Regions from separate parts of the Homo sapiens genome. Here region 2 is linked to region 1. A link is an interaction called in ENCODE POLR2A ChIA-PET data of the cell type or tissue named here. Cell type or tissue: A673. All regions are shown on one strand.

Evidence for each region. ChIA-PET counts read pairs that join two places held together with the same protein. Peaks named below come from ENCODE experiments on the same cell type or tissue, not always from the same donor. Only the 100,000 strongest peaks of a DNase experiment are listed, where the experiment ranks them.
Region 2: POLR2A ChIA-PET joins it to region 1 with 6 read pairs; 1 of 35 experiments calls an interaction of 5 or more read pairs at or near these places.

The regions. Positions count from the first base shown.
Region 1 is chr3:194,363,566-194,366,065 of GRCh38, forward strand. All of the region lies in intron 1 of LRRC15 (leucine rich repeat containing 15), which reads right to left. Among named protein-coding and RNA genes, the nearest start is that of LRRC15, 4.9 kb to the right of the region's middle. In A673, no CTCF peak of the experiment used is centred here; a DNase peak (open chromatin) is centred at 1,316.
Region 2 is chr3:193,973,302-193,975,801 of GRCh38, forward strand. All of the region lies in intron 1 of LINC02026 (long intergenic non-protein coding RNA 2026), which reads right to left. Among named protein-coding and RNA genes, the nearest start is that of LINC02026, 29 kb to the right of the region's middle. In A673, no CTCF peak of the experiment used is centred here; a DNase peak (open chromatin) is centred at 960.

The DNA.
Region 1 (2,500 bases):
AGGCTGCCCACAAAAGCTAGTGTGGTCTGAGACTGGATTAATAGAAGAAGTATCACATGTGGAAAAAAGGAGGTGATGGTCTCACCCTGCAACTGCCCTGACGTGGCCACACCTGTAATGCTGGGCTCAGTTCCACTCTGAACTTCAAAAAGGCTAATGGCAAACTGACTTCCTAAAGAATTCTAGAGGATGGCAAGGGGATCTAGAAAACAGAACATCTGAGCATCCATTGAAGGAACTGTGTCAGCACCCTAAGACATGGTGAGAAAAAAATTAAATTAAAATTAAAATGAAGGAGCTGTGGATGAATAAATAACCAGAGGAGGAGATGCTGTGAGGAGTCTACAATCACTTTCCTAGCATCCCTGAAGGGCTGCCACGGGATACAGAAAGAACCTAGCTCAGTGTGGCTTCAGAGGTCAAGCGGGTGCAGAAGTTATAGAGTAGCAGATTTCAGTTCACACTGAAAATGGGCAACCTCACAGAGGGAGTAAGCTCACTGTCACTGGAAGCAATCAAGCAGAGGCTAAAGCAATCACTTGGCAAGCAAGCTGTAGAGAAGACTCCCATGCCTGGTAGGGTATTGGACTGGAAGACAACTGGTGTCCTGTCCATTCCTAAGACCTTAGGATTCTAAGGCTGAGTTTCAGGGCATGAGAAAACAATCTGTCCACCAAGACAACGGTGCCTGTACTCTTAGGGGTCTGCGTGGACAGTGTGGGTATTTGCCCATCTCTTTGGTGTAAGTGTACGTGAGATATTTACTGCCTGGGCTGACGTGCAAAAGGTGGAGCTTGAATTGCTCCTGGAGACAAGCTGGCTGGCACTTATATTTAATGTACACTCATATACCCAGCATGCTTCAAAACGGTGTCACAGCCCAAGTGTCAGAGACTAAATTAAGTGCATGTCACCTGGCCAGCCCAGGGCAATCTTGAGTTTCCCCATCTATGAAGGACAGTGTAGGATGAGGCACCCTCTGAGGACCCATCTTTATGTGGCTTTCTAGGAGTCTGCACTCCCCAGCTGGGGAGGGGCATCAAGCCAGCCCAGGAAGGGCTTGTGCCAGGGAAGGTGCCCCTTGACCTGAGAGGACTGCACAGATAATTCCCTATGGGAACAGGGCCACCACTGTCTAAAATGGGCCACACTCAGCATGACAAATATTGCAAGAATTTGCAGATTTTCCTCTGTATAAATCCTCACATCTGCAAAGCCCATCCCAGCACCACATGCAGCAGTTTCCTGTTTTCCAGCACTTTCCACTGCTGTGGCTGGCGGCCAGGGCTCCACAGGGCCTCCAAAGTGCTCCCCTGAAACCCGGCTGCAAAGCCCGCAGGGGAGGGAGGGGCCACAGAACCAGGACTGACAGCTGGGCCCTTGGATTCTCAGCATGTGATGCCAGCTCCTGCAGTGGCCACAGCCTCTAGGAGCCCAGCACCTGGAGGCCTAATAGCCCACGCTGCCTGGTGCTGCTTGGCAGCTCTGACAGATGGCAGTTAAAGGGCCACAAAGCTGCCCTAATTATAACTTCTCCCCCAGGCAGCCGAGAGCGTCGTCAATCACTTCAGTGACTCAGTCCAGCCCCTGTCCAGCTCCTGGGAAGGGGGAATAGCCTGGTGTCTATCACTGGCCCATGAAGTCAGCAAGCCGAGCAGACAAACCGAAGGACAGCCTGACAGCTCTCCTGGGCGCTCTGATGCATTCCCTCCCCGTGAGCAGAAGTGCACGAACCAGGGCTCTCGGCTTTGGGTCTCAGCAGAAGCACCGTGACTCACGAGCAAACGCGTAATTAGCCTCGAAGCCCTGGGCTTTGTTGGTTGGTGGGTTGGGACGTTTTTGGTTTAATACCATCGTTCACATTCCCTGAACACGAGGTTTCCTGGAAGGAGACTCCTCCTTATTTTAATGACACAGAGCATAACTTTTGGAGGGAGGCTGGAAGACCAGCGTTCTACTCTGGTTGACACTAAGTTGAAGTGTGAGCTTAGGGAAATTCTCCAGGCCTCAGTTTCCCCTTCAGTAAAGACGTCCAAGGGCCCTTGGAGCTCTGCTATCTTCTGATGTGAGGCAGGAAGGAAATTTGGCCTGAAGCCCCTCATTCTCCTCATCTTCTCTTCCCCAGAGGACCTGCTGGACCTCCAGCAGGGCCGCCCGGCCCGGCTCCAGCTTCATGCTGAGGCCTGAGGAACTCATGCCCATCTTTTCAGGCCCACCTGCCTCCAAGTTTCCCAGCCAGGGCAATCCCACTTAGTAATCAGCATGTCCGCACACAGCCAATAGCCGTTCCATGGAACCCAGGGACTGGGAGGGGCCTCTGGGAGCTTCTGGTCCTGCCCACTCCCAGTGCACCTGGGGAAACTGAGACCCAGAGAGGGGCTGTCTCTCCCTGGCTTCTCCCTTCTCCCCACAGAGGGCTGCCCAGTCATGGCCTTGTCTGCAGAGAGATGTCACCCAACAAGCCTGAGGGCTCCCGAGGAAGATGTCAGGCTTGGAGCAG
Region 2 (2,500 bases), 390 kb before region 1:
CAAGGATTCTCTTAAGATCAATATGCAAAAGCCGTTTCACTAATTTGCACAATATGAAACTATATTCTTCTAGAGCAAGTGTGACATTACTCAGTTGCAAACACTGCTGTGGACAGGTAATGTCAAGGAACAGGTTTGACTGCTGGTCTCCAGACTACAAATTAGCTGGAATAATGGGCAGAAAGTGATAAATAACCTGAGCTTCTCTCAAAAACTTGAACTGAACTCAACACTGCAGATGCTTTATCTGTCTTATTCCCCACTTTTTATTCTCTTTTCTTAACTGGCTGCTTCGTTCCTTCCATCTTTTACACCCGTACATTATCTGTGTGAGAAGACAAGCACCACCAACTCAACGGAGTCTCTCCACAACTGACTATGAATGGTTTGGCTGAATGCCCAAAGTCACCATTTATTTTTTCTTCAAATAGACAGCCAAACTTGAGAACCAAGTCAAAATAACATAAATGCCCCTCAAAACCAAAAGTCTCAACCAGCAACCCATCACCTAGCAGACCACAAGAAACTCAGATCCAAAATGACCAAGTATCCCCAGTGGGAGAATCCACAAAAGAAAACCCACTGTAAGGATGGTACTTCACAAAATCCAGGTGGATAAACCTCAATTCTCAAAACCCCCTTTTTCTGCTACCTCCTGAAGCCAAACCACCTTCCCATCTCAATGCCCTCTGCAGCCACCATCACCGGAAGTGTCAAACATCAGCCTCACGCTTATTCTGCCCATGAACGTGAGGTTTCTACATCCAGGACTTCTGGAATCACCCCTTTTTGTGGTATTTCTTTGGGTCCTGAGCACCCTGCCATTTTTCTAAACTGAAGAAAAGGGGGAAAAAAGAGGAGAAGCAAACGAAACTTCCCTGCAGTGATGTGAGTGACTGCTGTGTTTCCATGGTTTGCTCTCCACTGTTCTCGGTGACCCCTGCGGATTTCCCTTATGAGTTAGTGTCCCGGAATGTCTCTTTATTAGGTGTCTGGAGAAGTAAAGCTGTCCTGATGCCAGCGCCCCCACACTGAGGACTTTATTAGTTTTTTAATTTTCTGTCTGGGTGCTCCTGCTGCATCAAACTTTCCACAGCTGTTAGGAGCTATTAAGTCCGTAGCCTCATTGGGCCCTTTCCCCACCCCTACCCTGCTGAAGAACATGGGAAATTTCTGGACATGCTACGTGGAGCCTTTAAAATATGAATACTTTGTCTCTCTGGTGAGAAAGCACTGGGGTCCAGATGGGGAGAAGATGTTCTGCCATAAGAAAATCTCCTGGTCTGGTCCGTGCCTTGGCTTAGCACAGGGCTGTTCAGGCAGTGTGAGGACCCGACAGGAGGGAGGGGCAGGCAGAAGGGAGAACCCACTTTTTTATCCATTCTGCCCAGCAAGTAGGGGACCGGGGTTGTCCGGGCGTCGGGGGAGCGGGGAGCTCAGACTGTTTTTAGACTGACTTGGAATCCGGCCCAGAGCTTGATGCCCGGTTCAAAGCATTCCCTCCTGAGTGGACATTACAAGACCTGCAGCGAAGAATAAAACAGAAAGACTTGCAAACATTTGCCTTGTAGGCGCACAGCTGTGGTTTTGTACAACAGGCCAGTGCTATTGCTCCTGTCTCCCCTGAGAGGGGAACACGAATACCTATCCACTCCCAAAGCCCCTCCCTGCCAGCATCCCTGAGATGCCCAGGCAGCCCAGATGAGGCCCAGCCGTCCATGAGACTCCCAGTGTGTAAACCCAAAAGCAGGTGTGCACGTGCGTGCATACACACACACACACACACCCAGCAACCTGGCTCTTTCCCATAGCACCCATGCATCTGGAAGGCAACACAACCACTCGGCCAACTCGGGGAGGATGGAGTAAGGGCCTTGAGGGTCCAGAGAATTCTCAGCCTCGTTCTGGCTCCAGCCTGCCCGGCAATTTGCTTTCCAGCGGCTGCCTTTAAGCCTCCCTTTGAGGAGACTTATTTGCAGGGTGAATGAGAAAGCCTAGAGAGAAGAAAAACCTTTGGAGATACCCGCCTGGGGAACAATTTTGCCTCTGAGAGCAAGTTGGTATTTGGGGTTAATCCCTCTGTGGAAACATTGGGTTGAAAGCCCGGAGGAGGTCAGGGGTCTGATTACGGCTTCTGTTTACATATAAACTTCCTGGTCCTAGGAGACAATCGGAGGGGTGGGGGAAGGGAGCAGGGAAACAAGGAAAGTAAAGGAGAATTTTTTTAATTAAATGGCCTTCCCTCTTAAAAATAAAGTCAACAAAATAAGGAGGAGCTTGTGGAATCAGGGTTTGATTTGAATGTCTATGTACAAATATTTCTTTTACATTTTTAAGTCATGATTTACATAATGGAGTTGAAGCATCTTTTGAAACAAAACTTGAAATACTGATATTCGTTGATGTGCATAGGTATATTTTTTTAAAAAAAGAAACAGTAGGAAAGAAACTTTAGTCAGTTATCTTCTGAGAACCAGAGGGACGCATAGATAATGAAACT